Regions from separate parts of the Homo sapiens genome. Here regions 1 and 2 are each linked to region 3. The links are chromatin contacts, found by Hi-C in ENCODE. All regions are on one chromosome and are shown on one strand. Each heading gives the region's core, a stretch centred on a gene start or an enhancer-like site at or near the end of the contact. The rest is flanking DNA. Distances are from core to core; before and after follow the strand shown.

Region 1 (3,774 bases), core at 576-3,075, 790 kb before region 3:
GCTCTCATTATTTAACATTTCCTGTATTTATTGCTTTTGGATTCAAAAGGATGCAAGAAACTTAGTCTGTTTTTTCTTTTCACTATGAAGTAAAGAGACTGTTTTCCTTGTTTGAGGCAATTGCTTATTTCTCCTTCTGTTTTTCCCCCGTTTAAAATGTCCTGCTACAAAATGACCTCTAGAACCTGTATATGAAGCAGGTTGCAAGGTGGTTCAGCTGAGTGCTAGAATATATTTAAGAATACTTTACTGACTGTCAGTTCAAGCAAAAAACAAAGCAAACAAAAACCTGCTGCTTTGAAATAAGGGCTATTTGCTTCCTATGGCTTTCTTTCGCCTCACAACCTGTCTTTCCAGTTTATTAGCTTTTGTAGCAATTACATCGATTGAAGAGTGACCATACAAATAGGTCTGCATTTTGGAAATGGGTGCTGTGCATGCTGAGTGGTGTCTCTGAGTGTGAATCCTGGTGAAAGGATGAAGGAGGCATCTCGCCCCATATTTTCTCTCCCTGAACTGGTCTGTCTCAGTTCTGCTTTCTGATCATTTCCCCTGTTGGCAGAACCTGCCCTTGACCCTCAGCCACAGTGAGTCAGTGTACACTGGCACGACTCCAGATGCCTGGGGGATAAAACTTTGCCCAAGTTTGCCAATCATTCCTCGAAGCTGCCCAGTTGTTCTAGTCTTTGTTGATGTTTCCTAGAAAATTTTGGCTCCACATTTGTCATGGTTACTTAGTTTATTTGACAGCATGTCTTGCTTTGTGTTGGATACTTTAGAGGATACAGCAGTAAGACTTGGGCACTGTCTTGGAGTAGCTCAAAGAAGAGGAAGATAAATAATAATAACCTTTTAAAAATCGGCCAGGCATGCTGGCTTACGCCTGTGATCCCAGCACTTTGGGAGGCCGAGTCAGGGGGATCACTTGAGGTCAGGAGTTCAAGACCAGCCTGGCAAACATGGCAAAACCCTGTCTTTACTAAAAAAAAAATACAAAAATTAGCGGGATATGGCGGTGCATGCCCTTAATCCCATCTACTCTGGAGGCTGAGGCAGGAGAATCGCTTGAATCCGGGAGACGGAGGTTTCAGTGAGCCAAGATCGTGGCACTGCACTCCAGCCTGGGCAACAGAGTGAGACTCCATCTCCAAAAAAAAAAAAAAAAAAAACAGACAAAAAAAAAGTGTACAATTTAGTGGTTTTACTATATGTACAAAATTCACATTGATCACTCTCTAATTTTGGAATATTTTTATTGCCCCCAGAAGAAACCCCATACTCATTAGCAGTCACCTTCTACTCCCCACTCCCCAACAGCCCTTGGCAGACACAAATCTCCTTTCTGAATCTATGGATTTGCCTATTCTGGACATTTCATATAAATGGAATTGCATAATAGGTGGCCTTTTGTGTCTGGCTTTTTTGACTTAGCATAATGTTTTTAAGGTTATCCGTGTAACAATACTTCATTTCTTTTTATAGCTTAATTCTATTCTATGGTGTGGCTATACCTCATTTTGTTTATAGGAGCCATATCTTGAGTGTGTTCTATGTTCATTGTTCCATGAGCTTTACCTTTTAAATTCATTCGTCTTCATAATTACTTCATAGGTGCAATTACTATTGCCATATTGCCAGTAAAGAAGAAGGCATAGATAGGTAACACAGCTAACAATAAGTAGCAGAGCAAGCTTGGTTTAACTGCAGAGTCTGTGCTCTTAACCTTACTCTTCCCGCCACACACTGTGAGTCACAGGATAGAAGACATATTTAAAAATGAGTGTAAACGTGGGAGGAAGTTACAAAGGTCTTAAATGACTGTGGAGTTCAGTAGCTCAGAGTTGGGGGTGGCCTGTGGCGTGGGTGTCTGTTACAGTGTGCTGTACTTTGTCATTTGTACTGCCCTTCGGATTATGGTGCGCAGTGGATTTGAGGCATCACAGGGGATCTAGGCCGCAGGGAGACGGGACGGGGCTCCCAGTCCACTGACAGGTTTGCTCAGGGCTGATTCGGCAGCGTGCAGGGCTGAGCCTGAGGCCAAAGGTTTTCAGACGTGTATGTGTATCTGGGTGGGGCCTGGCCTGTGCAGGCAGGGACTTGATAGCAGGCACCTCTTTTCTGTGGAATGTGGAGAAGTACAAGCAAGTCTAACCATGCTGCCCGGCTCACCACACATGCGATGAATGACGGAATGAAGGAGAGATATGGTGGGTGGGTACTAGAGTTGAGAGCCTCGAACCTCAAGTTGCAGAGACCGTGCAGTGGCCTGCCTTGAGAGGTATACAGTCTGTCCACATCTCTGTTACTCTGCTGGAGCTTGCTGTCTAGATTCTACTAGGAGCTATCACCCAGGTTCTTTCCTTCAGTGTAGAGTCTGTCTCCTGGGAGATCAGAAGTCCCAGCTTAGTCTTTTCTTAGTGGAACCCCAGAAAATTGTTCTATGGGCCGGGCGCGGTGGCTCATGCCTGTAATCCTGGCACTTTGGGAGGCCGAGGCGGGTGGATCATAAGGTCAGGAGTTCAAGACCAGCCTGGCCAACATGGTGAAACCCCCTCTCTACTGAAAATGCAAAAAATTAGCCTGGTGTGGTGGCACGCGCCAGTAGTCCCAGCTACTCAGGAAGCTGAGGCAGGAGAATTGCTTGAATCCAGCAGGCAAAGGTTGCCGTGAGCCAAGATCGCACCACTGCACTCCGGCCTGGGTGACAGAGTGAGACTGTCTCGAAAAAAAAAAAAAAAGAAAATTTTTATATGACATGTTTCTGTCTCTGACAGTTTATTCACTCAGCAAACATTTATGAGGCTCTTCTGTGCCAGGAGTTGTTCTAGGTCCTTGGGACATATGAGTGAGCAATATATAATATAGAAAAGGACTTTTGCTGTCTTTATACTATTCTGCCAGGGCAAACAGAATAATAAGCAATAGACATAAATAAATATAGTTTTTTTTATTTAATAGAATAAGTGTCATGAAAAAAGGTTGAAGTAGAGCAAAGTAAAAAGGGATATAAAGTGGTTGAAATATTAAATAAAGTAAGACGGTGACAGCCGAGTGTGGTGTCTCACGCCAGTAATTCCAGCACTCTGGGAGGCCGAGGCAGGTAGATCACGAAGTCAGGAGTTCAAGACCAGCCTGACCAACATGGTGAAACCCTGTCTCTACTAAAAATACAAAAATTAGCTGGGCGTGGTGGCACATGCCTGTAATCCCAGCTACTCAGGAAGCTGAGGCAGGAGAATCGCTTGAACCCGGGAGGCGGAGGTTGCAGTGAGCCGAGATCGCGCCACTGCACGCCAGCCTGGGCAACAGAGCGAGACTCCACCCCCACCCCCCGCCCCCCCCCCAAAAAAAGAGACGTGAAAAACTTGCACTTGAAGATGGTTAACGAATTAGCCATGAGAGCTTTGGAGGAAGAGTCTCACAGTACAGAATTCGGAAGGTTCGAGTAACAGGCTGGGAGGCAAGTGTGAGCATGGGAGCACGGAGTGGTGGGAAGCCAGCTTGTCACTCCAGTGGCCAGAGGATCGTGGTTTGTCCTCATAGTGGAATGCCAGCCATTTCAGGACTGAGCAGGGGGCTGCCCCATTGAGAATCTCATAACAAAACTGAATCTGTGATATGTTAAGCACAATTAGAATAGACAGATGAGCCCAAGAAATAAAAAGTTCCTGTGGTGGGTCCAGAACTTGGGGAATTCCAGGGTTACGCTGTCAAGTTCCCAGGGGCCCTCTGAATTCATTTGTTTTCTTTTCTTCTCTTCGGTCCATCAGAACC
Region 2 (3,704 bases), core at 798-3,297, 770 kb after region 3:
TTCTATGTACAAAATCCTAAGGAATCTATGAAAAAATAAATAAACAGAGCTAATAAATGGGTTCAGCAAGATTGCAAAATATAAGATCAATATGCAAAAATCAATTATACAAAATCAATCAATACAAAGATCAATATGCAAAAATCAATTATAGGACAATTTCATGTCCTAGCAAAGAACAACGCAAAAAATAAAATTAAGAAAGTAATTCCACTTGAAATAGCATCAAAAATATAACATATTTAGGAGTAAATTGAACCAAAGAAGCATAAGACTTGTTCACTGAAAATTACAAAACAACATTGAAAGAAATTAAAGACCTAATTAATTATAAAGATATTCTGTGTTCACAGATCCAGGCATAACATTTTTAAGATGGAAAAATTCTCCAAATTAATTCACAAATTTAGTGCAACCTCTACCAAAATCTTAGCTTCCCTCCTGCAACCTCTTTTTTTTTTTTCAGAAATTGGCAAGCTGATCCTACAATGTATATGGAAATGCAAGGGATACAGAGAAATCAAAACAGCTTTTCACAATAGACCATTAGAAGTCTCACACTTTCCAATTTCAAGGCTTACTACAAAGCTACATTAATAAACAATATTTTACTTGTATAAGAATGGACAAATTGGTCAATGGAATAAAATTTATAGTTCAGAAATAAAACCATACATCTATGACAAGCTACCAAGACCATTCATGGGGGAAAGAATTATCTTCTAAACAAATGTGGTGAGACAACTAGATATCCACATGCGAAAATAAATAAATAAATAAAGGTGAAACCCAACCTCACACCATATATAAAACTTTACTTAAAGTAGATCAGGCCGGGCGCGGTGGCTCACGCATGTAATCCCAGCACTTTGAGAGGCTGAGGTGGGTGGATCACGAGGTCAGGAGATGGAGGCCATCTTGGTGAACGTGGTGAAACCTTGTCTCCACTAAAAATACAAATAATTGGCCAGGTGTGGTGGTGGGCGCCTGTAGTCCCAGCTACTCAGGAGGCTGAGGCAGGAGAATGGCATGAACCCAGGTGGTGGAGCTTGCAGTGAGCCGAGATGGCGCCACTGCACTCCAGCCTGGGTGACAGAGTGAGACTCTGTCTCAAAAAAAAAGAAAGTGGTTCAAAGACCTAAATTTTAGAGTTTCACTATAGAACTCTTAGATAATAATATAGGCATAAATCTTTGTGACTTTCAAGTAGCTAATAGTTTCTTATAGTACTCAAAAACAAGAAACACAAGAAAAAATAGATACATTGGACTTTTTTCAAATAAAACCCTTTGTTCTTCAAAAGACATGATCAAGAAAGTGAAACTACCCTCAGATTGTGAAAAAATGTTTTCAAATTATGTATCTGATAAGGAACTAGAATCCAGAATACAATGAACTCTTACAACTTAACAATAAAAATACTCAATTTTTAAAAAGGGCCAAGTATTTGAACAGATGTTTCTACTTTATTTCAACAAATTCAGGCCATTGTTAACTCTTTTAAATGAAAAAAAGAACTCCAAGCACCGTCTTGTCAGGATGTCAGAAACTCTACTTTTGCTTCCTTCCTTCCGCTATTTTTTTCATTTAACTACATGTAAGGAATTCTACCAAGAATTAATAGTCAGAGAGAAGTAAAAATAAAATTGTTCAATTTTCTTACTACAAAAAAAGTAATAAGGCCAAGAGCTTACTGGAGTCTGAAAGTAATTATTCAAATCAGTTTGAGTCACCATACAAACACTTATCTGTGCTTTTCTTGTCACTCATCGTGAGAAATAGTCAGATGCAAGTGAATCTTAAAGCTATCTGTTCCCTGTAAATTATAACTTGACGAAGCCTTCATTGACAAAATGGAAATGCCATTTATATCCTGTAATTGATACATAGACTGAGTTATTAAAGTATTGCTATTGAAAATACAAAGTTCAAATGTTTCTAAGTTTTCTTTAAAATGGGGGTCTCTGTTATTGGAGCAATCATTTTCTATCTCTGTGTTTCCCCAATTGTGATATGTGGGCAAGAGATCATGTGGGTTAAGCATGTAGCTCTGCGTTGGGTAGATCTGGGTTTCACTTTTGGTTCCAAAACTGTCTTCTTTTACTGTAAAAGATGAAAAATTATAGTTGTGCAATTGTTGAGGGATTGCTATGGAAATTAAATGAGGTACTATTTGTGAGGTGCTTAGTACAGGGCCTGGCATGTGATGATTGCTCAATAAATGGCAACAATAATATTGCTATATACTATAAATGTGTATAACAAGAACTCCTCAAACAAATATTCTAACTTCATTTATCCATCCAATACAATCGATAGTAAACATCTGCTTTTATTTGAATGATTTGGTTATGCACTCATGACAAGAATTTAGTATTTTATTAAGGAGAGAGAGAGATAAAAGATTTAATTAAAGATCTTTGCAGACTTTTCCCCAAAGTGGATGGAAATGGTCATGAAACAGGGACTTCTTTGTCTATGTCTCTTTTTAAAAATCAATTCATTAAAAATTTGACAAAATTCTGTACATCTATTGTGTACAACATGATGTATTGAAATATGTATACATTATGTTATGACTAAATTGAAGAAATTAGCATATGATTCCTTCACATACAACATTTTTGTGTGGTGAGAACACTTAAAATTTACTTCTTTAGTGATTTTCAACAATAAAATACATTGTTATTAATGATATCACTAGGCTGTACAGATTTCTGAAACTTAACTTCTGCTATCTAACTGATATTTTGTGTCTTTTAAACATCTCTTACACATTCTCCCTTCCCCACAACCCAAGCTCCTGGTAACTACCATTTTCCTCTCTGCTTCTAATAGTTCACATTTTCTTAGATTCCACATAAAAGTGAAATTATGACAAATAAAAATATTTGTCCTTCTGTGTCTGTTTTATTTTATTGAACATAATATCCTTCAAGCTTATATATTTTATCACAAATGAGAGGATTTTCTTCTTTTAAATGACTGAAGACATTTCAATTGTGCATATATACCACATTTTCTTTACGTTTTCATCCCATCATAGACATAGCTTGATTCAATATCACGGCCATTGGGAATAATGCCGTGATGAATATGTTAGAGCACTGAACATATTAATTTCGTTTGTTTTTTATTTATTTATTTATTTATTTATTTATTTATTTATTTATTGAGATGGAGTCTTGGTCTGTTGCCCAGGCCGGAGTGCAGTGGCGCAATCTCCACTCACTGCAAGCTCTGTCTCCCAGGTTTACGCCATTCTCCTGCCTCAGCCTCCCGAGCACCTGGGCCTACAGGCGCCTGCCACCATGCCTGGCTAATTTTTTATATTTTTAGTAGAGATGGGGTTTCACCATGTTAGCCAGGATGGTCTCGATCTCCTGACTTCGTGATCCACCCACCTCGGTCTCCCAAAGTGCTGGGATTACAGGCGTGAGCCACTGCGCCTGGCTGATTTCTTTTAGATATATAAACAGTAGTGGGAATGCTGGATCATCTGGTAGTTCTATTTTTAATTTTTTGAGGACTCTCCATAAGGTCTTTTGCTTATTTTAAAGCTGAGCTGTTTTCTTGATATTGATTTGTTTGAGTTTCTTAGATATTTTGGATACTAACTTCTGTGCAAAAACTGTTTAGTTTGATGTAATCTCGTTTGTTTTTGCTTTTGTTGCTGGTGCTTTGGAATCGTATCTCAAAAAATC
Region 3 (3,924 bases), core at 56-2,555:
CAGTGGATTTCAAAAAAGCTAATTTTTAAAAATTAACATTTCTAATAATGAAATCTCCAATGTCCACTTTTATTTTCTATGGCGTCCTGTTAAAATATAGAACATTTAGAAAATGATTTTAGTGACCCATATATTTTAAGATTTTTTTCTCTGTTGTTTGTTTATTGATCAGGTTGTCTTCCCTAGACTGATTAACACTGAAGATTAATAGACAGGAATATAATTACCCAATTAGAAACAGAGCCTTCCCGTGTGGCCAGCTAATTCTCATTTAACTGTTTCAGAATAGTTTATTCCAGTTATTAGATCGAGCAGTGGATATGTTCAGTGGAGACCTAGACAGACTTGATGGACATGAAAAACAAAAAAAAAGGAGAGATGGAAGGAAGATGAATCATACACATTCTTATATGAATTTTTAAGGATACATTGCATAAGGAAGTGTTCTTTTGAAAATTTATGGCTATTTTAAAATATTGAGGCACAACCTGGGGCAATATGAGCCCTGTGATTAAAGTAATCGAATGATGTCTATGCCTCCATTGCCAATAAAGTGCTCCTTTACCCTTTGGTGTGGCTGCTTCAAGGTCTTTCTTGAGCAAGACTTACTTCTTTATGTCAGATTTGTATTTGACTTCTCTGTTTTTTCACTTTGTTTTCAGGAGATTGCGTTTCTTATATTTCACCAAGGTAAGCTTTTTTTTAAAAAATGTGCTTTGATTACCCACCCTCCCAAATTCTTAAGTACATCCATCTAGTAACTATCACTTCTCTATAACCATTCCCTTCATCTCTATTGGTTGCTGCCTTGTAGCCTAGTAATATTCACATAATTTCCCTGTTCCTCTCAGAGTACCCCACGCATCCTTCCTTGTTACATTCCACCTATCAATATCTTCTTCTTGAGGGACTTTTTCCTTAGTTCAGCTAAGAGCCAGGTCCTTATCACACGCCACAAAAAATTAGCCTTGCAGACCATTTGAAAGGCGAGAATAATGGGATTTACTGGGAAAAAAGGATAAAAGGGAAACAGCGACTCTCCACAAAGCCAGAACCCCTGGTGGTGCGCTTCTCGCCTCGCAGTTTTAAAATCCCGGGTTCTACACAGGAAGAGGAAGGGCCAGGCTCCTCTCTGCTGGAAACGGTACGAACTTCCGTGGCTCCACCCCAGGGCGCACTCCTCCCAGTGCACCGGCGGGTTGCAGTTCTGCCAGGAAGCCCTTCCCACCCGGCTGTCTCATTGTCATTTGCGTATTTTTTCTATTTATGTCAAACTCAGCCTAACAGACTGCGTCTACTTCCTCACTACCTAGCCACTTTTTTCGCCTCAACATTTTTAAGCATTTACTCAGTTCAAAGAGCCACTAGTTCTACCAGATTTGTTATGACAAAAAATGATTCACAGACCCTTTTTCCTTATTTCCTCTTTTCCAGAGACAATCACTTTCAATTACTCTTTATGTACGTACGTTAGTATCTCTAAATAACATGGCTTGTTTTTTTTTTTTTTTTTGAGTCTGAGTTTTGCTCTGTAACCCAGACTGGAGTGCAGTGGTGCCATCTTGGCTCCCTGCAACCTCCATCTCCCAGGTTCAGGCGATTCTCCTGCCTCAGCCTTCTCGGTAGCTGGAATTACAGGCGCCCACCACCATGCCCGGCTAATTTCTGTATTTTAGCAGAGACGGGGATTTCACCATGTTGGCCAGGCTGATCTTGAACTCCTGACCTCAAGTGATCCACCAGCCTTGGCCTCCCAAAGTGTTGGGATTACAGGCGTGAGCCACTGCGCGTGGCCCACTATTTTCTTATTTCCCACTATATATATATATATATATGTATGTGTGTGTGTGTGTGTGTGTGTATGTATGTATATACATATGTGTGTATATGTATGTATATACATATATGTGTGTATATGTATGTGTGTGTGTGTGTGTGTGTGTGTGTGTGTGTGTATATATTTTTTTTTTTTTTTCAGATTTGGCACTATTGACTACCCACTATGACAGATGAGAATTTAGGTTCTTCCCACTCCACATCTCCAAAGATGTGTGCAAACTTCCATCTTATTCTTCCAAAAGATATTTATTATTATTTTGGTTAGAACAATATTCAGTCTTGGAAATTTTTCTTGAGTGAGCCCACTGCTTTTTCCCTCTGCTTTCTTCATCTTTTTGGATTACCTTTTTAAAGATGTTTTCAACTTTATCCTCTGAAAGTTATATTGAGTTTTACTCTTTTCCCTCAAGCTTTAAATTTTATAAGATATCTTTTTGTTTCATGAGTAGTTCTTTTCCATAATACCGAAAGTTGTTTAATGAATGGAATATAATATCTTATTTCTTTGAAAATATTAGTAATACTTTTAAAAAATATCTTTTCATTTGCATAGTCTCAACTTTCTGCAAGTTGTTTTCTTCTGTCTATGGCTTTGGACTCCCTCTTCCATGTTAGTGGCTTTCCATACTTACCTAGTGATCCTGGCTGTCTCTTCATATTTGAGAGTGTTGTGGGCTAAAAGGCTAACTAGAAACTCTGAGTAAGTGGATGAGTCTCACTGACGCATCATTTCACCGTGACAAGATTGGGCTAAGTCATCTGTTAGAGAAGACGTGAAGTCCAAATATTTAGGCTTTTATTTTATTGGAAGTCAGACTTCATAAGAACCTTCTGATCTGTAGTCTGGAGGGTCAAGGCCTAGCTGCTGATATTTTGTGAGTGGGAAAAGAAGGCTGAGAGATCAGCATTTTATATGCATCAATTTCTTTGGTCTCTCTGTTCGCATAAATGATACCAGCCCTAGACCATCCCTATAGTCCAATAGTCCAGAGACCCTCTGCTGTCAACTTGGTTAAGCTGAGAAATATGTTTTCTAGACTCTCTTTTCCTGTATTCTTCTATGTTAGAGTGGCCAAAAAATAAAAAAAAAACTTTAATAAGATTCAGAAGAAAGAAGTGAAGCATCACTCAATACACTGTGAAGCTCTTTTCATGGTCAAATAGGTCAGACACACAATAAGGGTTTGTCAGGTTCCCACTTGTCCTCCCTCTCCTGAACTTCACATTCAGTGTTTCTTGCAAAGTGTTTGCCATGCTGACAACAGGGGCCTCAGGCCCACAGTTAGATGCTTTGCTGAAGATCTATAGGCATAAGAGCTACCTAGAAGCAATAGTACCCCCTAGACCTTTCCGTGAGCTTCCTCTCTGCAGCCCCAATTCACTGTTGGACATGTGTGGCTTCTTGGATTGAATGGGTGGTTATTTCTCTGATTCTCCAGTGTCTTCTACAACTATGTAAATTCTAGTTGCCATGACACACACCTAATTACATAACACTCATAGTCACCCTGCTTCTCTGTCTGAACCTTGATAGATTCTCAGCTTTAATCTCTTCAGAGGATAAACCTGCCATCATCTGCTCAGACGTGTGCTAAAACAGAAGAGGTCTTTGCAAGAAATTTTAGAAAGAGTTGGTTTCCTAGGTGGAACTCATGTGATTAGAAAGGAGATCACTTCTCTAAACACACACACACACACACACACACACACACACACACACACACACACCCCACTCCACTTCACCAAATACTCCCAGAGTTATCTAGTGCTATTGGTTCCTCAAGTCGGTTCCTAGCTTTTCCCATTGCAGTCTTAGGGTATGGCTTTCTCTCTGCTGCTACATCAGTTATCTTTATTCCATCTATGTTCTAGCATTCAAAATTTTTAGTTTATTGATTTCCCTGCTCCTAATCCCCCCATATTTGTAGATTTATGCCTTAAATATTACTTGATATTTCAGTGGGATTTCAGTTTTATTGGGATTTCACCAGGAAGTAAACTCAGAAAAATTTAGTTAATTTACCATATTTCCTGAATCACCCCATTTTCTTTCAAAATTTATGGCCTGGCTACTGGCTGTCAACC

The links. Hi-C counts contacts between places; a loop is a spot of excess contacts on that map. Pooled maps may share reads with other maps.
Region 1: a pooled map shows a loop between it and region 3 (3-fold over the local background). The contact joins two enhancer-like sites. A Hi-C loop is called at or near these places in 1 of 37 single-sample maps with no recorded cell type and 2 of 50 pooled maps.
Region 2: a pooled map shows a loop between it and region 3 (2.6-fold over the local background). The contact joins two enhancer-like sites. A Hi-C loop is called at or near these places in 2 of 37 single-sample maps with no recorded cell type and 2 of 50 pooled maps.

Annotation. Positions count from the first base shown.
Region 1 is chr3:192,848,887-192,852,660 of GRCh38, reverse strand. All of the region lies in intron 1 of MB21D2 (Mab-21 domain containing 2), which reads left to right. Among named protein-coding and RNA genes, the nearest start is that of MB21D2, 67 kb to the left of the region's middle. RefSeq lists enhancers at 1,499-1,548, 1,579-1,628. Within about 2 kb of position 1,825, at least 6 of the 41 ENCODE cell types and tissues checked have a DNase peak (open chromatin) inside an H3K27ac peak, as active enhancers do.
Region 2 is chr3:191,288,879-191,292,582 of GRCh38, reverse strand. The region is part of intron 4 of UTS2B (urotensin 2B); the gene reads left to right. Among named protein-coding and RNA genes, the nearest start is that of CCDC50, 39 kb to the left of the region's middle. Within about 2 kb of position 2,047, at least 4 of the 41 ENCODE cell types and tissues checked have a DNase peak (open chromatin) inside an H3K27ac peak, as active enhancers do.
Region 3 is chr3:192,061,017-192,064,940 of GRCh38, reverse strand. No RefSeq gene overlaps it. Among named protein-coding and RNA genes, the nearest start is that of FGF12-AS1, 180 kb to the left of the region's middle. Within about 2 kb of position 1,305, at least 6 of the 41 ENCODE cell types and tissues checked have a DNase peak (open chromatin) inside an H3K27ac peak, as active enhancers do.